2 separate regions of the Homo sapiens genome follow, and region 2 is linked to region 1. Evidence: read pairs that join two places in POLR2A ChIA-PET (ENCODE). Cell type or tissue: Caco-2. All regions are shown on one strand. Links, peaks and the distances in the headings refer to the core of each region. The heading gives the core; the rest is flanking DNA. Region 1 overlaps KRT18 (keratin 18). Region 2 holds the start of HOTAIR (HOX transcript antisense RNA).

Region 1 (11,508 bases), core at 32-8,031:
TTTCTCTCTCCCCGGACAGCATGAGCTTCACCACTCGCTCCACCTTCTCCACCAACTACCGGTCCCTGGGCTCTGTCCAGGCGCCCAGCTACGGCGCCCGGCCGGTCAGCAGCGCGGCCAGCGTCTATGCAGGCGCTGGGGGCTCTGGTTCCCGGATCTCCGTGTCCCGCTCCACCAGCTTCAGGGGCGGCATGGGGTCCGGGGGCCTGGCCACCGGGATAGCCGGGGGTCTGGCAGGAATGGGAGGCATCCAGAACGAGAAGGAGACCATGCAAAGCCTGAACGACCGCCTGGCCTCTTACCTGGACAGAGTGAGGAGCCTGGAGACCGAGAACCGGAGGCTGGAGAGCAAAATCCGGGAGCACTTGGAGAAGAAGGGACCCCAGGTCAGAGACTGGAGCCATTACTTCAAGATCATCGAGGACCTGAGGGCTCAGGTAAGGGGTAGGAGGGACCTCAACTCCCAGCCTTGTCTGACCCTCCAATTATACACTCCTTTGCCTCTTTCCGTCATTCCATAACCACCCAACCCCTACTCCACCGGGAGGGGGTTGGGCATACCTGGATTTCCATCCGCGCACCTAGCCACAGGGTCCCTAAGAGCAGCAGCTAGGCATGGGAGGGCTCTTTCCCAGGAGAGAGGGGGAAGGGGACAGGGTTGAGAGCTTTACAGAGGAAGTGGACAGCATGGAGGGAGGTAAGGAAAGGCCTGTAAAGAGGAGGAGACACTGGCTCTGGCGGAATGGGGACTATTGGAGGGTTAAGCGGATGTGGCTAAGGCTGAGTCATCTAGGAGTAAACAAGAGGCCTTCCTTTGGGAGGAGCCAATCCAGGGTGTAGGGGGCCCAGAGTGACCAGGTGCACTAGGGAAAAAATGCCAGGAGAGGGCCAGGAAGAGGACTTGTTAGTAGCGACTCACTTCTGGGCAGGCAGGCCAGCCAGCTAGCCAGCCTGCTGAGGCTTCCCAAGAGGGGCAGAGTGCTGGGATCTGGGAATCCAGGAAAGGAGGGAATGGGGTGGGGCTAGATGAAAAGGGATAGGTGTCCAGGGAGAGCCTCTGGCTATTCCTGGGACCAGGAAGTTTTCACTAGGATACATAACACTTTTTACACACTCACCCCACCCATCCCTGGCTTTCTATTCATGGAACAACCTCTCTCTACAATCCCTCCAGATCTTCGCAAATACTGTGGACAATGCCCGCATCGTTCTGCAGATTGACAATGCCCGTCTTGCTGCTGATGACTTTAGAGTCAAGTAAGTTTGGGGGCTAGAGAGCTGGGGGTCCAGGGGTGGAGCTAAGAAGGATCTGCTCCCCAGGCTGGGTCAGTTAGGGGCTCACAGTGGGATCCTGTTAGGTGTGGGTGGATGAGAGTCAGGGTCCATCAGTGTATTCATTTAACTGTTCATTTGTATAACCCCGTTTAAGAATACTGTCCTCCAAGTGCCAAGAATGGTGCTCAGGGGATTACCACCTAATTGCTGACTCAAGTTGCTGGTTTGCAATGGGCACAGAACTTCTCTTAGTAGGTGGCATGAGTTGAGAAGGTTCTGGATCAGAGATAGGGGCCCCTCTGATCACCTCCACTCCTATAGGTATGAGACAGAGCTGGCCATGCGCCAGTCTGTGGAGAACGACATCCATGGGCTCCGCAAGGTCATTGATGACACCAATATCACACGACTGCAGCTGGAGACAGAGATCGAGGCTCTCAAGGAGGAGCTGCTCTTCATGAAGAAGAACCACGAAGAGGCAAGCAGGGGCCACTGGCCAGGCCAGGGATTGAGGGGCCAAGAGAAGTCTGGGTCGGAGAATAGACAAGACAAACCAACTGCAAGTAGCCTTGCTAAGACGTTTAGAAATAGCAGCCTGGGCTCTTCTTAAATAAGACCGTTCTGATGAAGAGCATTCTCAGGGGGTCGAGTACACCCTGGCTCACCTGAATTACAGGTCAAAATGATATGGGTTAGAAAATGAGATGAGAACAGAAGTAGAAGCAGCTAACACTAGGAGCTGGGGGTGATAAAGGAATGACAGCAGATGGAGTTGGCAGCGCTTCCTAAAAGATGGTAGAAGGAGCAGGTTTGTGAAGGGGAGGGTGGATAAAGGAACAGGGTGAAGTTACAGAGAAACCATCAGTGAGTGGGTGGCATTTCTACCCACTGGAGTAGAAAGGCCAGAACTGGCATTGCCCTGAGTGCAAGCCAAGGGGTTCCTCCTGTCTCTTCTCCAACTGTAGGCCTCCTAGAAGAGGCAATCACAGAAGAAAGGCCTTGTTGGAGCTCTGACCCTGAACCCTCCTCACTTTTGCCCCTGTCACCTTTAGGAAGTAAAAGGCCTACAAGCCCAGATTGCCAGCTCTGGGTTGACCGTGGAGGTAGATGCCCCCAAATCTCAGGACCTCGCCAAGATCATGGCAGACATCCGGGCCCAATATGACGAGCTGGCTCGGAAGAACCGAGAGGAGCTAGACAAGTACTGGTCTCAGCAGGTGCGTGAGGGGAGGGGATGGCTGCCAAGGTGTGGGAGGGAGGCAGACGGAATGAGGGGCCTGATGGACTGTCCCCATCCTGCAGATTGAGGAGAGCACCACAGTGGTCACCACACAGTCTGCTGAGGTTGGAGCTGCTGAGACGACGCTCACAGAGCTGAGACGTACAGTCCAGTCCTTGGAGATCGACCTGGACTCCATGAGAAATCTGGTGAGTGCCTTCACATCACCTGCCCAGCTCCTCCTTCACTTGGCCTCAGACCCAACCCTGTCTCAACCCAAATCCTATCCCTCATATCATGAGTTCCTTTAGCTCAGAAAGAGTCAGTTTCCTCTTTGCATTTCCCTCCACTCCTATCCCTTATCCCAGTACTTGGCACATAGCAGGTGCCCAAAAAAGTTTCCAAAAGTGAAGGGATGAGCAGTCCTGGGACTCTGGGCTCACCCTGCCCCTCCTCTCTGTGCCCCTGCAGAAGGCCAGCTTGGAGAACAGCCTGAGGGAGGTGGAGGCCCGCTACGCCCTACAGATGGAGCAGCTCAACGGGATCCTGCTGCACCTTGAGTCAGAGCTGGCACAGACCCGGGCAGAGGGACAGCGCCAGGCCCAGGAGTATGAGGCCCTGCTGAACATCAAGGTCAAGCTGGAGGCTGAGATCGCCACCTACCGCCGCCTGCTGGAAGATGGCGAGGACTTTAAGTGAGTGGGGCTCTCCTACCCACACGTGCTGGGATCAGGAGATCACTTCTCCCCAAAGTCTGAGCTTTTGGAAGCACCCCATGTGTCTGTTCACTGGTATCCACTGAGCACTGGGCCGTTGCTCCGTGGGTGCTCCTGTGTCTTCAAGGGAGTAACAGTTACAGAGGTCTCCCCCTTGAAGAAAGCAAACTAAGTATTGTCCCTAGCTGTACTTAGTATGCAAATGAAGTTTGGCCTTGAGTTTCCCTTTTCTGGAGGAAGAGGCTGAGGGTGATTTGGAGATAAAGGTAGAGGTCAGGAGGCTTTTTCCCTCTACCTTTCTTGTCTCCCTTCTACTCCACGGGGCTGTTTATAACTTGGGCTTGGTCTTCTGTTACAGTCTTGGTGATGCCTTGGACAGCAGCAACTCCATGCAAACCATCCAAAAGACCACCACCCGCCGGATAGTGGATGGCAAAGTGGTGTCTGAGACCAATGACACCAAAGTTCTGAGGCATTAAGCCAGCAGAAGCAGGGTACCCTTTGGGGAGCAGGAGGCCAATAAAAAGTTCAGAGTTCATTGGATGTCACTTTGTCTTCTTTTGGCTGTTTTCATTGTGCACAAATGCCCTAACCCAACAGTCCCATCCCTGATCCAGCAGAAACCACCTCTGACCCCTGAGGGTTTCATATAGATTGGGGTGTAGAAGGAAGAGGGATCTGTATTCTTGGAAACACTTCTGAGAGACAGAGGAGGGAGCAGTAGATGTGATGGGTCACAGGCTGTGGGGATCCCTACAAGGGAATTGTGGAATCTTTGCCTTGAAGCGATCTGGTGTTCAAAAGGTCCCTGACTGATCATTAGCAGAAATCTGAACCAGAGGAGGAAATTAGGCCAAAGACAGAGGACAGAGGAGACAGGGAGACACATCTGGCCCTCCCCTACCCTGCTGCTTTATGCCCTTGGCCCACTGCCCAGGGCTTCCCACCCACAGTTTTTTCCTCCAACCCCAGGCCATACTCATCCTCCAAACCTATGGTGCCCTCAACTCTGTTCATTCACTCAACGGAGATATGATTTTTAGGGTGCTAGAGGTCTGGCTAGAAGTTGAGTAAATGATCATGGAAGTTCCCATCTAGGAAAGAGGTGCCCCTGAGTAAGCACCCGTATAGGTAAGGATGGGCATCTTAAAACTAACCGAGGCTGGGCACAGTGGCTCACATCCGTAATCCCAGCAGTGCCACCACACCCGGCTAATTTTTGAATTTTTCATAGAGTTGGGATTTCACTATATTGCCCAGGCTGGTCTGGAACTCCTGGCCTCAAGTGATCCTCCCGCTTGTACCCTTTGGAGTGATTGGATGCCACTTTGTGTCTTCCTTGGCTGTTTTCATACTTGTGTGAAAATGCCCTAACCCAACATGATTACATGTAGATATTCGTTGCAGCAGTTTTGCCAAAACAAAACTACTAAAGATCAAGGCACCCATCACTCAAAGACCTAGGTTAGGTTAATTTTTTTTTTTTTTTTTTTTTTTTTTGAGGCAGAGTCTTGCTCTGTCACCCAGGCTGGAGTGCAGTGGCGCGATCCGGGCTCACTGCAACTGCCTCCTGGGTTCGAGGGATTCTTCTGCCTCAGCCTCCTGAGTAGCTGGGATTTCAGGGGCCCGCCACCATGCCTGGCTAATTTTTGTATTTTTAGTAGAGACGGGGTGTCACCTTGTTGGCCAGGCTGGTCTCGAACTCCTGACCTCGTGATCCGCCCGCCTCGGCCTCCCAAAATGCTGGATTACAGGTGTGAGTCACCACGCCCGGCCTAGGTTAATTTTTAAAATGTTGGGTTAAGGCAAAAAAAATTTTTTTAATTTAAAAATTAGCCAGGCATGGTGACATGTACCTGTAGTCCCACTTAATCAGGAGGCTGAGGTGGAAGGATTGCTTGAGTCCAGGAAGTAAAGGTTGCAGTAAGCTGTGATCATGCCACTGCATTTCAGCCTAGGTAACAGAGTGTGACTCTGTTTCACAAAAAAAAGCTGGCCGGGCACAGTGGCTCACGCCTGTAATCCCAGCAATTTGGGAGGCCGAGGCGGGCAGATCACAATGTCAGGAGATTGAGGCCATCCTGGCTAACATGGTGAAACTCTGTCTCTATTAAAAGTACAAAAAATTAGCCAGGCAGCTGGGTGTGGTGGCTCATGCCTGTTATCCCAGCACTTTGGGAGGCCAAGGCGGGCGGATAACTTGAGGTCAGGAGTTCGAGACCAGCCTGGCCAACATGGTGAAACCCTGTCTCTACTAAAAATACAAAATTAGCTGGGTGTGGTGGCACATGCCTATAATCCCAGCTACTTGGGAAGTTGAGGCAGGAGAATCGCTTGAACCCAGGAGGTGGAGGTTGCAATAAGCCGAGATCATGCCATTGCACTCCAGCCTGGGCAACAAGAGCGAAACTCTGTCTCAAAAAAATATATATATATAATATATATATGTGTGTGTATGTATATATGTGTGTATATATGTATATATGAGTATATGTGTATATATGAGTATATGTGTATATATGTGTATATGTGTATATACATATGTGCATATATGTGTGTGTATATGTGTGTATGTATATATATACATATATACATACATATATATATATATATACATACACACATACACACACACACACATATATATGAAATAAAATTTAAAATCTTGCTGGGCATGGTGGCTCATGCCTGTAATCCCAGCACTTTGGGAGGCCAAGGTGGGTGGATCATCTGAGGTTGGGAGTGGAGAAACTCTGTCTCTACTAAAAATACAAAATTAGCCAGGCGTGATGGCGCATGATTGTAATCCTATCTACTTGGGAGACTGAGGCAGGAGAATCGCTTGAACCAAGGAGTTGGAGGTTGCAGTGAGACGAGATCGAGCCACTGCACTCCAGCCTGGCAACAGAGCAAGACTCTGTCTCAAAAAAAAAAAAAAAAAAAATAGCCATGCGTAGTGGCATACACCTGTAGTCCCAGCTACTTGGGAGGCTGAGGCAGGAGATTTGCTTGAACCCAGCAGGCAGAGGTTGCAGTGAGTGAAGATCGCGCCACTGTACTTCAGCCTGGGTGACAGAACAAGACTCCATCTCAAATAAATAAATAAATAAAACTAAATAAAATAAAATCTCCCCTCTCCACTCCCTAGAAGTAACCACTGTTAAATACCTTTTAAAATTAGACATATACAAGCACATTTCATTATGTTTTATATATGTAAAATTATCCAGCTCTGCATCTTGATTTCTTTTTTTATTTTTTTTTAATTGAGACAGAGTCTCACTCTGTCGCCCAGGCTGGAGTGCAGTGGCACCATCACGGCTCACTGCCACCTCTGCTTCCCGGGTTCAAGCGATTCTCCTGCCTCAGCCTACTGAGTAGCTGGGATTACAGGCACCCACCACCACGCCTGGCTAATTGTTGTATTTTTAGTAGAGACAGGGTTTCACCATGTTGATCAGGCTGGTCTCGAACTCCTGACCTTGTGATCCACCTGCCTCGGCCTCCCAAAGTGCTGGGATTACAGGCGTGAGCCACCATGCTTGGCTTTGATTTCTTAAATTCTACTTTCTTCATTTAACAATACGTCTCGGGGCTGGGCATGGTGGCTCATGCCTGTAATCCCAGCACTTTGGGAGGCTGAGGCGGACAGATCACGAGATCAGGAGATCGAGACTATCCTGGCTAACACAGTGGAACCCCATCTCTACTAAAAATGCAAAAAAAATTAGCTGGGCATGGTGGCGGGCACCTGTAGTCCCAGCTACTCTGGAGGCTGAAGCAGGAGAATGGAATGAACCTGGAAGGCGGAGCTTGCAGTGAGCCGAGATTCCACCACTGCATTCCAGCCTGGGCAACAGAGCAAGACTCTGTCTCAAAAAATAAAAATAAATGAAAATACATCTTGGACACCTTTCTGAATCAGTATACATAGACCTGCCCCATTCATTTGAGTAGCTGCTTAGTACTCTACTGCGTGGAGTACAAATTAATTAACCTAACCTAGGTCTTTAAGTAATGGATGTCTTGATCTTTTTTTTTTTTTTTTTTTTTTTGAGACAGAATCTCACTCTGTCGCCCAGGCTGGAGTACAGTGCTATGATCTCAGCTCACTGCAACCTCTCCCTCCTGGGTTCAAGTAATTCTCCTGGCTCAGCCTCCCGAGTAGCTGGGACTACAGGTGCATGCCACCATGCCCAGCTAATTTTTAGTATTTTAGTAGAGACAGGGTTTCACCGTGTTGCCAAGGCTGGCCTCGAACTGAGCTCAGGCAATCCACCAGCCTTGGCCTCCCAAAGTACTGGGATTACAGGCATGAGCAACCACGCCCAGCCTAAAAGCTTTTTCTTTTCTTTTTTTTTTTTTTTTGACAGAGTCTCACCCTGTCGCTCAGGCTGGAGTGCAATGGCACGATCTTGGCTCACTCCAACCTCTGCCTCCCAGGTTCAAGCGATTCTCCTGCCTCAGCCTACTGAGTATCTGGGATTACAGGCACCCTCCACCATGCCCAGCTAATTTTTTGTATCTTTTAGTAGAGACGGGGTTTTCACCATGTTGATCAGGCTGGCCTTGAACTCCTGACCTCGTGATCCACCTGCCTCGGCCTCCCAAAGTACTCGGATTATAGGTGTGAGCCACCGTGCCTGGCCATCTTGATCTTTAGTAGCTTTGTTTTTGCAAAAAACAGACACCAGCCAACGTTATAGGATGCGCAGCTGACTGAAGGTAAAACAGGAAGTCCCTGGGGAGCCTGAGCAGTACTTGCAGCTGAGTCAAGCTGATCAGAGTAATCCAAGACGATGCACCTGATACGATTAGCCCTCCCATTAGACAATGTCTCACAGTTCCCAGGGTGCTTATGCATTTGATCCTCATTACAATCCTGTGAGGTATGCAAGGCTGTGGGTATTATTGGCTCTGGCTCTGAGAGTTGGATACTGAGGTCCACAGGCATCATGCAACTTGTCTGAGGTCACAGAGCTGGAAGCTTAAAGCAGGAACCACATCTCCAGGTTCCCAGTCCGCAGGTCTTTCCTCTGTGTGCTATAACTTAACTGTGCGGGCTGCACAATAGAATCCCCGGGAAGCTTTACAAACAATACTGAGGCCTGGGTCCCAGCACCAGAGATTCTGATTCAGGTGTTTGGAGGGCAGGACTCAGGGCAAATGTTTGAAAAGCTCCCTAGGTGACTCCAATAGGCAGGCAAGGTTGGGGGCCAGACCCAAGCTGTACCTGGGGTTTGCAGCATGACATTCCTTCCTGATTCAGGTTATGGTTGTGTCAGATTTATTTATTTATTTATTTATTTATGAGACTCTGTCACCCAGGCTGGAATGCAGTGGTGCGATCTTGGCTCACTGCAACCTCCGCCTCCTGGGTTCAAGTGATTCTCCTGCCTCAGCCTCCCAAGTAGCTGGGATTACAGGTGCACGCCACCACGCCTGGCTAATTTTTGTATTTTTAGTAGGGACAGGGTTTCACCATGTTGGTCATGCTGGTCTTGAACTCCTGACCTCATGATCCGCTCGCCTCGGCCTCCCAAAGTGCTGAGATTACAGGTGTGAGCCACTGTGCCAGGCTGGCTGTGCCTATTTTAAACAGCGCACTGCTGGAAAATCCCGAGGCCTCTGGAACAATCCTACTCATTCCCCAGCATGGGAAGATGACTGAGGGGCAGCCTATTTTGTCCCCCAAGCACCAAAGGTTAAAATTATCAATCCCAAGGTTATAACATGGAGTCATCTGTTCCATATTATATCAGTCCTATTTTATCCATTCTCTATCAAAGTGCAACCCAACCCAGATGATAAAATTAATAAATGGTACTGGAAGATACAGAATGGCATATAGTGCCATTTGAGGGAAAAAAGCAACTCATATGTATATACCCTTGTACATGCAAACATCTCTACAAGGAGACAGGAAATTGGAATTCGTGATTGCCTCCGGGGAGAGAAATTGGTAGGGGGGAAACAAGGGGGAAGGAAGACTACTTTACATTGTGTGTCCTTTTATACCTTCTGAATTACTTATTACTAATTACAAAGAAAGCAGGGAAGGATTGTTAACTTTCCTTTTTTTTTTTTTTTTTTTTTTTTTTTTTTTTTGAGACGGAGTCTCGCTCTCGCCCAGGCTGGAGTGCAGTGGCGCGATCTCGGCTCACTGCAAGCTCCGCCTCCCAAGTTCACGCCAGTCTCCTGCCTCAGCCTCCCAAGTAGCTGTGACTACAGGCGCCCGCTACCATGCCCGGCTAATTTTTTTGTATTTTTAGTAGAGATGGGGCTTCACTGTGTTAGCCAGGATGGTCTCGATCTCCTGACACCGTGATCCGCCCGCCTCGGCCTCCCAAAGTGCTGGGATTACAGGCGTGAGCCACCACGCCCGGCCGATTGTTAACTTTTCAATGGTACAGGAATCTACAGAATTCCAGGGAAGGAAATGTTGCTGCTGTCTTTGTTCCACTCTTTTTTATTTCTTTTTTCTTTCTTTTTTTTTTTTTTTTTTTTTTTTTTGAGACAAGTCTTGCTCTGTCACCCAGGCTGGAGTACAATAGCACGATCTCAGCTCACTGCAACCTCCACCTCCCAATTCTCATGCCTCAGCCTCCCAAGTAACTGGGATTGCAGGTGCACACTACGCCTGGCTAATTTTTTGTATTTTTAGTAGAGGCACCATGCCTGGCTCCACCATATTCTTTCAATCAGTCATTCGATAAGTATTTATTGAGCACCTACTGTGTACTAAGACCTGTTCTAAGTCCAGAGAATACAGTGGTGAATAAAACAGACCAAAAAAATCCCTGTTCTTGTGGAGTTTAAATTCTAGCAGATGGAGACATAATAAACGATAATTTAGCAAGTAAATTACAGAGTATGTTAGAAAGAGTATGTGTTATGGGAAAAGATAGAGCAAGGTATGAGGACTCAGCAGTTGGTGGGGTAGGAGTATATTAGTTTCCTATTACTGCTCTAACAAATTACCATAAACTTAGCGACTTAAAACAATATACATGTTATCGGCATGGTGGCTCACGCCTGTAATCCCAGCACTTTGGGAGGCTGAGGTGGGAGGATCACAAGGTCAGGAGATCGAGACCATCCTGTCTAACACAGTGAAACCCCATCTCTACTAAAAATACAAAAAAATTAGCCGGGCGTGGTGGCGGGCGCCTGTAGTCCCAGCTACTCAGGAGGCTGAGGCAGGAGAATGGAGTGAACCTGGGAGGCGGAGCTTGCAGTGAGCGGAGATTGCACCACTGCACCCCAGCCTGGGCGACAGAGCGAGACTCAAAAAACAACAACAACAACAACAACAACAACAAAAACAATGTACACGTTATCTTACAGTTTGTTATCTTACCGTTTGGTATATCAGAAGCCCTATCAGGGCTTCTGCAGAGCTATTTTCCTTCTACAGGTTGTAGGTGGAACTGGTTTCCTTGACTTTTCCAGCTTCTAGAGGTCACCTGCATTCCTTGACTTGGTCCCATCTGCCATCTTTAAAGCCAGCATCTTCAAATCTCTCCCCACTTCCCTCTCTCCTGACTTCTGCTTCCATTATCCTCACATCTCCTTTCTCTGACCCTTCTGCCTCCTTCTTATAAGGATCCTTTGATGACATTAGATTTACCCAGACAATGAGCATAATCTCCCCAACTTAAGATCTTTGATTTACATGGCAAGGTCCCTGTTGCTGTGTAAGGAAACTCACAGGCAAAGAGGGGCGGTTAGGATATGGACATCTTGGGATGGGAGGGGACCATTATTCAGCCTACCATAGGAAGGGGGCAGCAGATTGCAGGATTTTTTGTTTTTGTTTTTCTTTTGAGATGGAGTTTCATTCTTGTTGCCCAGGCTGGAGTGCGATGGCTCAATCTCAGCTCACTGCAACCTCCGCCTCCCGGGTTCAAGAGATTCTCATGTCTCAGCCTCCCGAGTAGCTGGGATTACAGGCATGCGCCACCATGCCAGGCTAATTTTGTATTTTTAGTAGAGATGGGGGTTTCTCCATGTTGATCAGGCTGGTGTCAAAATCCCAACCTCAGGTGATCCACCTGCCTCAGCCTCCCAAAGTGCTGGGATTATAGGCGTGAGCCACCACGCCTGGCCAGCAGATTGCAGTTTTAAGTAGGGCAGCCTGGGCAGGAAGTGACATTGGGCCAAGACTGAAGGAGATGAGGGACCTAGCCTGGCATATCTTGGGGATCAGCAGCGAGGATGGGTCCTGGGTGTATGAGCAGCATCTCTCAGCCCCCGACCTGCACATTCAGGTTTGCCCTTGTATGTACCCTTAGGTCT
Region 2 (11,527 bases), core at 1,157-9,156, 1.0 Mb after region 1:
GACGAGCTTATGCACCGGGAGTGCCTGCCTCCTTCCACCGTCACCGAGATCCTCATGAAAAACGAAGGCTCCTACGGCGGCCACCACCACCCCAGCGCCCCGCACGCAACCCCCGCCGGCTTCTACTCCTCAGTCAACAAGAACAGCGTCCTGCCTCAAGCCTTCGACCGTTTCTTCGACAACGCCTACTGCGGTGGCGGCGACCCGCCCGCCGAGCCCCCCTGCTCCGGCAAGGGCGAGGCCAAGGGGGAGCCCGAGGCACCCCCGGCCTCGGGACTGGCGTCCCGGGCTGAGGCGGGTGCCGAGGCGGAGGCTGAGGAGGAGAACACAAATCCCAGCTCGTCCGGTTCAGCCCACTCCGTGGCCAAGGAGCCGGCCAAAGGAGCCGCCCCCAGTAGGTAGCAGCGGCCGGGGAACGGGCGGGCAGCGAGGGAGGGAGCGAGAGAGGGAGGGCGAGAGAAGGGGGGAGGCAAGGGGAGCGGGGACGGCCTCGTGTTTTGGGTCAGTCCGATTTTATGTGGAGTTTTATAAGCATTCAAAGGATTTTATTATAACCTACAAAGCCCTCTCTCCCAACGACTCGACTTTTTACGATGGAGAAGGGGTGGGGAGGGAGGGAAAAGGGCTCTTTGGAAAAGCCGGGTGAACCCCCCTCCCCCGTTATCTCCCTCGGTCTGTGAAATTTTTAAAAGCGCAACCATTGCGGGCGATATTAACTTTGATCGTGAACTTAGAGGAGCATTTAAGGAAGTATGGGGAGCCGGGCTGCCGAGGAGTGGGGAGGAGGGGAGGGGTGGAGGGGGAGAAAGGGGAGGGCGAGGGAAAGACAGGGAGAGATCCAGAGAGGGGGAGAGGTGGGGGAGAGGAGCAATGGAGCAGAACCTGAGACCGGAGAGGCAAGCCAGGACCGCTATGATCCTTCTTAAAACTAGTTTTGAAAATGTTCAAACTATGTGTTCGCGGGTCCTCGAGCAGAAACCCAAGCAACTCTGGGGTCAGCGGCGACAGGGGAATGGGGCGAGGCGGCGCAGGACTCCACTGCGTTCCAGGCGGGGGTCTGGGCGTTTCTCCCGGGTCCGCGGCCTTAGTGCTTGCCTAGAACTGCGGTGTGGAAGGCGCTGCCCCGCGGGCTTCCCGGGGCGCCAGGGCCCCGGAAGCGGCTCTCTGGTGTCTCGGTGCCTGCTGGCCGGCTTCCTCCCCGCCTCCCGACTGCTCTCGCCAGATTTCACTGCTTCGCGCCTGTTCTCAGCTTTCCCCCCAGATTTCTGGGGGAGGGGTTGGGCTTTCCGAACCACTAGGAGGGCGGCCCAGGAAGGGCCCGAGGGCGGAGGGGGAGCAGACAGGGGGCCCGAGGGGACGCACGTGTACCTGGAGGGCTTTCCTTCTGTCCCAGACCCTGTCAGCCGCGGCTCTCGCCTGAGAACTGGGGACGGGGTGGCGCAGTGGCGGGGGGGTGGGGACCCGCTAGACCTGGCAGGGGGTCGAGGCTTGCCCGGGTGCTGCGGCTGCAGGAGAGCCAGCCGCCTGGCGGGAGGGCTGCCCGCGGTGGGCTAGGAGAAGGGCCGCTGAGCGCTCAGCGGGCTGGGGTCGCCCGGGTCTCACGTGTCTCTCTCCCCCCTCTCCTCGCACTTGCCCCCTCCCCTCCCTCCAGACGCCCCCCGCACCCGCAAGAAGCGCTGCCCTTATTCGAAATTCCAGATCCGGGAACTGGAGCGAGAGTTTTTCTTCAACGTGTATATCAACAAAGAGAAGCGGCTGCAGCTGTCCCGGATGCTGAACCTGACGGACCGACAAGTGAAAATTTGGTTTCAGAACAGAAGGATGAAAGAAAAGAAACTGAGCAGAGACCGGCTGCAGTATTTCTCGGGAAATCCTCTGCTGTAACCTGCAGACCGGGCCCTTTTGGGGGCGGGGGGAGGGGAAAATTATTTTATTTTATTTTTATTTTTTATTTTCTAACTCGTCTTCTTTCCGCCGGTGGAAAACTGGACTGTGGCCAGGGCTGGCCCCCACCGCTGTGGCCGGCACTCCATTCCGGAACCTCCTGGACCCTCTATCTGACTCTCGCTGTGGGACAGGGACCGGGCCTGGAAAGGGGGTGAAGGGAAGTGTCTGATGCACGGCGAGTGAACACCGTTGGCGCCGAGGCCAAGACTTTGATTTAAAAGAAAACACACCTCGGCGACAATGTCTTGCTGCTCGGATTAGGTGGGGGAGGGGCGACAGTAGTGAGCGCCTGAGCCGAACAATCCTCGAACTAAAAGCCTTCCCTTGCCCATGTGAAAAGATCCGCTAAGACAGCATGTCTGCCAGCGGAAACTTCTCGAGCTCCCCCCTCTACCCCGCCCCACCTTGCAGCTAAATGTGATCCTGCCTTGCTGTGAAATTTCTGTACCTTCAACCTGGTGTTAGGTGTGCAAAGTCCGTGTCCTACCTCCGTCTTCGCCAAGGCCCCGCCCGAGCCTAGTTGTTCTCCCCCTGAATGTGTAGAACCTTCCTTTGAAATTTCTTAATCGGTGCATTGAGGTTTCCACATCTTTTTCCAAGCAGTGCCCCACTTCATGGATTTATAGCTATAGTCTATGCAGTCGTTACCTCTTTTTTTTTTTTTTTTAAGAAAATTGAAGATTGGGGTGGTGGAGGCAGTAGGGAGATGGGATTGGGCACCTCCCCCGTGCTGGGGCCTGGATTTTTGTAAATAAATTTCCCAAGCGTTTCTTTCCACCTGGAGGGAAAGGGGGGGACGCCCCCAGTGAGATTCAAATCACGCATCTCTACTCCTCTGCGTGAGTGCGTGTGTACATGTGCACTCCCCACCCTGCTCCCTTCCCAGAGGGATTGCTGTGAAATTTTTTTGGTGGCAAATAAAGATAAATTTCATTCTGTTCAATATTATGATTTTATTTGACCCTTTTATTAACCCCTCTCCTCTTAAAATCCTCCATGCTCCCATGGCAGCGGCGGAGGAGGAGGAGGCAGGCAGGCAGAGCCCAGCGGGTGAGGACAGGCAGGCAGAGGTGAGATAGGCCGGTGCTAGCCGGCCTGGAGCTCCTCTCCGCTGGCAGGGCCAAGAGTATGGCCGTAGTCTCCTCACATTCTCAAGCTGAGGACATTCCATAGCTACTCTGAAGCTCTCCTTTCTCACGTGCAGCTCGAGCTGTGTCCAAACGCCCAGCAACGGCTTTCTGTTTAAGTACACGTTTGTTGTGGAGTTAATTGTAACCATCATCGAATTTAAATTTATAGGAATTTTTTTGGCTCCACCGCCCTTCTGCCAGATGTCTCCGTCTGTCGCAGTTAAATGTGTAGTGTGGAGGTTAGGGCTTTTTTTTTTTTTTCTCTAGGAGAAATCTGTATTGGAATTTTTATACACTGTTTTTAAGGAAGGAGGGGACAGAAGGAGAAACCAGCCCCCTCCCTCTCCTCTCCACAGCTCCTGGGGGTGGGAAGGTGGGGCCTGGCTGCTTTCCCTCTGGCACAAATGGCCAGGCTCTTCCAGACACAACAAGACGCCTATACTGGGGCCACCCTGATGTTTATACATTGGGTGTCCCACAGTAGAAAGCCCCAGAGGTTTGTTTTGTAGGGGTTGGCACTGGGGATGGAGATGACCTGCGGGGACAGTCACCATACCCATCTATATTTGCTGCATGTTTCTTCTGTATAAAGATAATCATGGCCCTTGCAGTGCTTTCAGTGAGGGCACTTCGTTGGTCTCTGTTTCAAATTCGTTATTTGGGGGCAGAGGTTCAGGACAACTCATCTCATCTTTCCCTCCTCTTTCTGTCTTTGTATAATTCAAAGAAAATATTTTTGTCAATACAATTCTGTTGGATGAAAGGAAAAAGCATCATGACTATCAAATCTAGGTTCTGTCATTTTTGATGGTAGGAATCCCTGCAGCTTAGGTATCTAAATTTCTAATTTGTAAACGTGGGTCGGGTCGTGAGACAAGATTTGCAAACTAGGGTGTATATGCAGCCCACAATTCCCTCATGTGCCCACACACAAACGTTTTATTTAACTCGGTGTGCCTATGGGTGCACATAAGAAGGAATATTATTTATATGCTTTTGTCTGTTGCATGGAGTAAACCTGACCACATACACATCTAGAGCTTGTGTCTCTGTGGTGTGTAACCATTGGCAGTGTTTGTTGAGTGTGGGCAGGAATGCAACTGAGGGGCCTCTGTACATTTTTGTGTGTGTATGTGTGTGTGACACTTCTCTAGGTATGATGTTTATCCACTAGCCACATTAGGAAATATTAGCCTGCTGGTGATGTTTCCTGTGAAATTAGGATAGAGGAAACTCTATAAGGTGAACCTATTTATAAAGCAAAATATTAGCCTCCAAATGCCTGATTTTGGAGAAAAATATTTAAAACCCGCAGGTAACACTTTCTCTGCAATGTGGAGCCCAGAAATGTCCTCAGCTCCAAAAGAGAGTTCTGGTGGATGAGAGGAGAAGGTCATCATGAAAGAAAAACAAAGGCTTCTGTGACCCAAGCCAGGAATCTGCCAGTCCTTGGTGACCCTCTAAAAAGGAGGAAAAAGGGTTTTTTGGCCCCCAAACAAACCCACCTTCCGTCTCCCAAGGTGTCCAACCCCCCTTGCAGGTCAGGGGCACTCTGGGCTCAACCTCTTGGGGTAATCCCCTCTAGCCGCAGCACTGCCCGGGAACAAAAGATCCTCGTCTAGACGCTGCCATAAAGCACCCCCTCACGTTTCTAAACCCAGTTTCATTTCGACCTTAACGACCCAGTCTGGCCTGTATTAGAAACCACTTCCGCCCTAAATAGTAAACAAACCTGTAGTGGAGGGTCTTGGCTCTCCCAACACACTCAGACCCCCACCTCCTCAGCCCGTTGCCCCACATTTTTCCTCTTTTCTCCAGCCTTTCTCAGCTCCCAGCACCCCAGCCCCTTTCCTCCCCGCCGCGCCCACCCCACCCCCCCGCCCCAGTAAATAAACCTGAGGCCGAGTTCAAAGTTTCCCGGAGCTAAGGAGGAATGCTGGTTGTAAAAATCCAAGTTTATAGTGCACGTGGGAGTTTACAAGGGTATTAAGTGGTGTGGGCTGAGAGAGCACTCTGGGCCCCTCCCCCTTCCACCATGGGCTTTGGGGTGCAGGAGGAATCAAGGGCACTCGAAATGAGAAATGGGTTTAGGAGTAGCCTTGAGTTTGGGGTTTCTTTGTCACTTAGACTCTTAGGTGGCTGAGGAATGGCGATGCAAGGGCCCCTTGTAAGAAGACTCGAAACCCCTGCCAAGCACCTCTGAGAGAAAACTCCCTGGCTCTAGTTGTCCCAGATGGAAAGATTGGGGAGCCCTGTTCTGGGGGAGCAAAAGGTGCAAACCAGGTGTCTGAAAGGTGAACAGAGTTGGGAATACCTAGAGCCAGTTCTCAACCAGAAGGGGAGAAACTACCTTGGGCTAATTTCTCGAGTGGGCTGAGAGCAGAAAGGGCTCTTCTCTTAAGAGTAAAGAAGAACTTTGAACTTCAAGGGAGTCAAGGGCACCACCCCTTCGCTTTCCCCGCCTCTCTCAGGAATCCGTAGGGCAATTGTTTCTGGGCCAGTATTCCCTGAAGGGGGGAGCTACTGGGGTTTTCTGGTGCCCCAGGGTTGGATAATGCTGTTTGCTAACCCCTCCCTACTGAGAGCCCGCCAGAACCAGTGCACGCGACTGCACTCTTTATTATTCATATAAACCTTTGGAAAAGGCAACGCCCAGGAAGTTTTTATAACTTTGTTTGGCATAAAAATTTTACAAGATTCCCCATCCCTTAAAAAAAAAAAAGTAAGTTTTGGTCTTGCCATAGGATGAAATCACAGGTCTTTGAAAGGCAGGGGAGAGAGGGGCTCTGAGGGGTGGCAGTGCAGGGAAGGGAGTGTATGGAGCTGCCTTTCTCTGTCTAAGGCAAAAAGGCTTGAAGATCTGAGTCAATCCTTCCTAAAGCCCATCTTGGACTCAGCTTTGGAGCCTCTTTGGACAGAGTCCTGTCCACTCTGCTCTTGCACCTTTACAAACTCTAAAAGTTTGGACAATATCAGCATGACAAGACCTTCCCCCATCACACCCTCTTGTTCTCCTGTAGGCACTACTCTCTCTCTCTCCCTCTCTCTCCACACACACACACACACACACACACACACACACACACACACACACATCTCTCTGCACCGCACCCCTCCAACCCACTGCACAAAGCAAAGACCCATAACCTTGACTCAGACTGCTGATTTGGGAGGGTCTCTGCACACATAGCCCTGCCTTCCTGCCTGCCGCCTGTGAAGTCGACAATGGGTTTGAAGAAAGAATCCAAAATACCAGGAAACTCCTGCCCAGAGGTTGCAGTGGTTGCAGGACCAAAGGAGACAGAGGGCCCAGCAGGGCTGCAGTCCAGGAGCAGAGAACAAAGGCGGCCATGTGGGAGATGGCCTTGCCCACGGATGACCCCTGGACCTGCCCCTCAACCTGGGACTGACAAAATCCCACTCGCTCATTTCCCCTGACTCCAGCCTTGGGAGCACCAACTGGGCTCAACTTTGGGCCATTTTAATGTTTCAGCTCCGGAGGTCAGGACAAAGATGGGACAGACTTCTCCAAAGGTAGGCCTGGTAGACAAGCCTCCTTTGGGGTGATGGAAGTGAAAATACATGACCCCTGAATCCTAGCACTTCAAGAAGCCATCAGCACTAGTGTGGATGTGCCCCAGAATCCTATTTTTCCTCCCTCTAATGGCGACTGCTGGGGCCTGGCTGCTGATGACTGGCAGCCCTACACTTCGCCTTGTGAGGAGGAGCTGAGCTAAGGCTGTAGGCGGGAGAAGGTCAACTCCAAGCCTTAGCAGCTGGGCTAGGGAGGCATGCGACTGAGCCTGGTGCTGTCCCCCTCACTAAGCCCAGCACACCAGAGAAAAATAAGAAAGGCTAGGAAAGAAAGTCAGGGGGAAGGAAATAATTGGAGAGAGAAAAGAGCAAAGAATTAATTGTATAATAAAGAAAGAAGGAAACAAGGAAATGGGAGAAATAAGGAAGACAAGAAAGAGAAAGGATTGGAAAAAGTAGGAAAAAATAAATTACAGGAAGAAAAAAGAAAAAGAAAAACAGAAAGAAGCAAATAAAGAGAAAAGAGAAGGATGAAACAAGAAGGAAAGAAAGAAGAGAAGAAAAAAAAAGAAAAATAAGAAAGGAAAGGAAGGCAAACAGAGATCTTTGAAAAGGAACTTAACCGGTAAGAAAGGTTCGGTGTTTTTCTCCGGAGCAAGCCAGCCTAACCACAGCCCCGACTCTAGCTAGAAACCTGACTTACTGGGGGCAACTTAGAAGCAAACCACTAAAGTGGGGGGCAGGGCCTGCCCCTAAGACATCCTCCCACCCTCCTCCCAAAGCTTCTCTCCGAGGTGTCTTCGGTCTGGTTTCAATTCAGGGGACAAAATTAAATAACTGGCCAGCTTCGGCAGGGCCAGGAAGCAGTCAGACTGGCGCGGGTTATTAGAATTCGGGATTCGGAGATCTTAGACAGCACTTTGGGTAAAAGTGAATATCTGTGGCTGTGTACACATATTTAAGTGCAAGTTAGACACGTGTATAGATGCTGAACTCCGTAGCATCTGTGTGCAAGTGTGTGCAATGTCAAGACGTGAGAGATTCTGCTGGCCGAGCTGCCTGGGGGGCTGTGAGGTCCACAGTAGACCAGAGGCCCTGCTAAGTGTCCTCAGCCTCCTACCTCCCTCTAGTACCTGTTTGAAAATCTTTTTCTTTTCTGGGTCTCTGGGCATTCCGAATTTTGCCTGGAATTTCCCTGCTCCCAATTCAGCTGGGGCAGAGCCTGGTGCTAGTGAAGAAGAAAAGCGAATCTTTTCTTCAAGTTTTGGGAAGGGAAGGATTTATCTCGGCCTCCAAAGCAAGAGGAAAAAACCTGCAATCTCTGGTGTGATTCTGTTTCCTCTTTGCTTAAAAAGATTTCAATACACACACTTTATTTTTATTTTATTATTTAACCCAAAAGGGAAAGACATTCTTCCTTTTTCACTTCATCTTCAGAATTTCCCAGTTGACTTTCTTAACCTGTTGGGGAAACTCCAATTTTTTGCTGGAGAAACCAGGGTGCTTCTGGGGTGTGTTGAGGGCTACAGCCAAGAAAGCAACAAAGGTCCTTTTTTGTTCATTGAGCATATTTTCCTTCTTCTGCTTTCACGTGGGGACCCCTAGCGCCCCAGCCCTTGGGCTGCCCTGTGGAACCCGCTGGATCCTCCCAGAGTATTCACAGAGCTCCTGAACCCTCCTCCTCTGCATTGCTCACAGCCCCACAGACAGAAGGAGGCCCAGCCCCGTCCTTGTTGCCTTTCCAGGATCTGGGTACCCGGGAAGGGAGAAAGGGGCCAGGGCATTGGCCCTGGGTGGGATTTGTCAGGTCGTATGCACAGCTTGAGCCCCACTGTGGCTTGCAGCCCCTGGATTTTCATGTTCCCAAGTTGAGGTAAGAGGGGGGAGCCCCAGACGTAGGCATAGGCATAGGTGTCTCAGCGCCCTCGGAAAGTTGGGGAAATGGATTAATAAAAGTCCATATGTGGGTGATTCTAGCAACACAGGCCTCCCCTGGATCCTAATCCAGTTGCCAAGGGCACAGGCTGAAGGATCTTGGCCCTGTGGGGCAGGGCGGTGGGTGCCTGGCAGTGGCGGCAGGCGGGGTCGCTGTGGCGGCCCGCATGCCTTTGAACGCCAGGCCCGGACAATAGGACCGAAACAGCCTTTGCTCGTGGCCTCGGGAAAGACCGAGCCCAAGGGGGCAGGGCTGGGACCCAGGCCCGCACAAATGCTCCCTTCGCCAGGATAAAACACTCACTTTTTCCTTCCTTTTACCTCCACTGAAGCAGAATCTCAAAGTCTGTGAAAACCCAACAAGTTATTCAGGTCTGCGTCCGAGCGGGCTCTAGTTTAGCAGCACCGGGTTTTCGTTTATCTTGCGTAATTAGAGGCAAACATTTGTCCCACCGGGGGTCCCACTTAGGCTGATGAATTTGATTTCTTTTTTCATTAATCGGCCGTGTTTATCATACTTCTAATTATTTCAACTTTAAACACTATTCTGTCTTGTGAGGAGGTGGGAGTCGAGGCGGGAGGCTCCTCCCTGGAGTATTATTTTCATTAATGATGGCGATAATTCCGAAGCGACTCTGTCCTCTCCCTTGGCTAAGGTGAGAGGTGGGCTTGGAAAGAGGTTGGGTGGTGGGACCCCTGAGGCCGATGGGTCTGCTCCCTGTCTGCTGGTTCCCCAGGCTACGCCTTGGGGCTTGTCTGAAGTTTATCTCCTTCACCCTTTCCTGCCGACTCCTTCACCCCCTCCCAGGCTGGGCTCAAACCCTTTGCGGCTCTTCCCTGGAAACCTTTCTCTGATCCCAGCCTGTCCTGGCTGGCCTGGGCAGAGGCTCGGGTAGCACTGTCCTGGCCCCCAGCTACTAACACCCAGAGAAAAAAAAAAAGAAAAGGCTGAGGTGGCCAAGGGCCACTTGGCCGTGGGGAAAAGGACCCACCAGACTCCAAAGTGGGGGGTAAGGGTAGGGAACTGGGACGCTAAATTCCTGGGAAAAGCACACCAGGCAGGAAAATAAAGGAGACGTGAAAGAGGGGGGAGGGAACCCCCAAAGCCATATAATTCTCAATTGCTTTGGTATTTAATTTCATCGTCCCATAAATGAGGAAATATCAGTTCCCATACTAAATTTTTATCCCTGGCTGATAAATATGACGGGAAATTTTCGTTGGGTCCTCGTAAAAGGGAACGGTTTCGATCAAACTGGTGGGGAAAGACTAATGCAGATAATACAAACAGAGTGGCCATAAAGTCTCGCCCGTTTCCCGCGGGATGGGCGGTGGGACAAATGGCTCCCTGGATTGACTGCTGCCCGGACTGTCCCAAGTCTGGGGCCTAAACAGCCTAACCTTGCCCTGGATAACCCCCATGCTGAGGCCACGGTGACCCTGCATATGAAAACACAAAACCATTTCAAATCTCCCCTGGCCGGTCCTGCAAGCAAATCATACACTCCACATTTCCTTCCAGTTTTCCGGAGGTTCAGGAACCCCTGCGTCTTCTCTCTCCACCCCTGGATGGGGAAATTCGGCGGATTTCTTTCTGCGGTCTTCTAGCCGCAGCGGGCTTGGGCCTCCTTAGAAACGGTCTAGCCTCCTCACTCCTCCACTCCAGGGCGCTGGGCTCCAGTCCTTTCCCCGCCAAACTCCAGCCCTTCGGAAAGTCTGAACCCTAGGCTCTGTCCAAGGAAAAATGTGGGGCGACAGGAAAGACAAGTTGTTCTCCAGATTCCGTTTCCTGAGGAAGGGGTGGAGAGTTTAGTTCGCTTTGGAAGAAGGCGATGGAGAAACGGAAATAACTGTTTGAAACATACGGTTCCCCTTATTTCTTCCTTTTATTTAAAAACAACCACAAAAATAGACTGGTCTGTCTTCTTTCAAACATGCTCCCAGCCCGTGCGCTCTGTAAAGGACGCTTCTCTGGGTCGGGTTTTGTTGCGTCTTGTGTGCTGGTTTCCCGTGTGATACGTGACTCCTCCAAACTGACCGAGGCTCCGCAGGTTCCCTCTTTCTTTCCCGGAATATTCCCTGTTTTAGCGGGGGCAAGGTCAAGCGGAAAGCGAGGACCGCCAGGGCCTGAAGTAAAGCAGCAGAACCGGCTCCAAGGCCAAAGCCTTGTGGGCCCCTGAGATGGTGACCCAGGAGCCGCCCACCCTGCCAGGCCCAGGCCACAGCTCTCGGGTCGGGGATCGGGTGCCTCTGGTCTCTGGCTTCCTCTTTCCCCTACCCCGCGTCCATTCGGAACCTCCTTTTCCGAGCAGCCATGAAGTGACCGTGACCCCCTCCCTGGCCCACCCTAGAGGCTGGAGATTCCCAGTCAACCCCCACAGGAAACTTGCAACTCCAGCGCCGCGGCCCCCAAGCTTCCAGCCCCGAGGGCCAAGCCCGGGGAAAAGAGGAGGCGGGAGAGCAGAAACTTTAGTCCTGTTTGGTATTCCTTAACTTTTTTTCCCCTTTCTCTGCTCATCAGATCCCCCCAAACCCCCCCCCCCACAAACCTCACCCCACTCCCATCCCCAAGGTAAGAAGTGGGAGTCGGGTCCGGGGATATGGAAAGGGGAGATGAAGAGTGGGGAGAAGTACCTGATTCGTGTCTCGACCTTTTAATTTGAATTTGACTGTTTTGAGCCCCGGGTTGCCTCGCTCTCTCCCTCTCTCCCGCATTTCCCCCCTCTCCGCCCCCTTCTCCCCAGGAGTTACAGGCTGGTTACTGGATAAACAAACCCCACTCTTCCTAGAACCCCCACCCCCACCCCCACCCCCCTCCACCCCTCTACCTCCCCTGCCGCCCGGGGGGCGCTTCCTTTGTTCGCGGGGAAGGGCTCCGGTGCCCCTACCCCGAGGCAGCTGCTAGATGGCGCTGTTACTCCACTCTGCGCGCTCCGCCTGCCGACAACTTGACCCCGCTGACGTCACGGCCGTCTGAATCA

Evidence for each region. Peaks named below come from ENCODE experiments on the same cell type or tissue, not always from the same donor. Only the 100,000 strongest peaks of a DNase experiment are listed, where the experiment ranks them.
Region 2: POLR2A ChIA-PET joins it to region 1 with 6 read pairs; 1 of 35 experiments calls an interaction of 5 or more read pairs at or near these places.

The regions. Positions count from the first base shown.
Region 1 is chr12:52,949,154-52,960,661 of GRCh38, forward strand. It overlaps KRT18 (keratin 18), which reads left to right. Exons shown (of 7, transcript NM_000224.3): 1 at 1-437; 2 at 1,175-1,257; 3 at 1,597-1,753; 4 at 2,328-2,492; 5 at 2,578-2,703; 6 at 2,966-3,189; 7 at 3,569-3,753. The coding sequence starts at 21. The coding sequence ends at 3,689. It also overlaps a transcript of KRT8 not described here. Among named protein-coding and RNA genes, the nearest start is that of KRT18, 5.8 kb to the left of the region's middle. RefSeq lists enhancers at 1-547, 371-1,570, 482-1,136, 738-837, silencers at 625-648, 872-890, 994-1,008 and cis regulatory regions at 2,992-3,172, 3,030-3,063. In Caco-2, for the core only: no CTCF peak of the experiment used is centred there; DNase peaks (open chromatin) are centred at 738, 4,441, 4,888, 5,248 and 1 weaker place; H3K4me3 peaks cover 3,406 bases.
Region 2 is chr12:53,973,530-53,985,056 of GRCh38, forward strand. It overlaps HOXC11 (homeobox C11), which reads left to right. Exons shown (of 2, transcript NM_014212.4): 1 at 1-394; 2 at 1,652-4,114. The coding sequence ends at 1,884. HOTAIR (HOX transcript antisense RNA) reads right to left here and starts at 1,425. Exons shown (of 7, transcript NR_186241.1): 1 at 1,369-1,425. It overlaps HOXC-AS3 (HOXC cluster antisense RNA 3), which reads right to left. Exons shown (of 3, transcript NR_047506.1): 2 at 11,435-11,527; 3 at 10,422-10,625. RefSeq lists enhancers at 823-1,417, 1,748-1,897, 5,387-5,901. In Caco-2, for the core only: no CTCF peak of the experiment used is centred there; DNase peaks (open chromatin) are centred at 1,188, 5,012 and 5,582; H3K4me3 peaks cover 2,230 bases.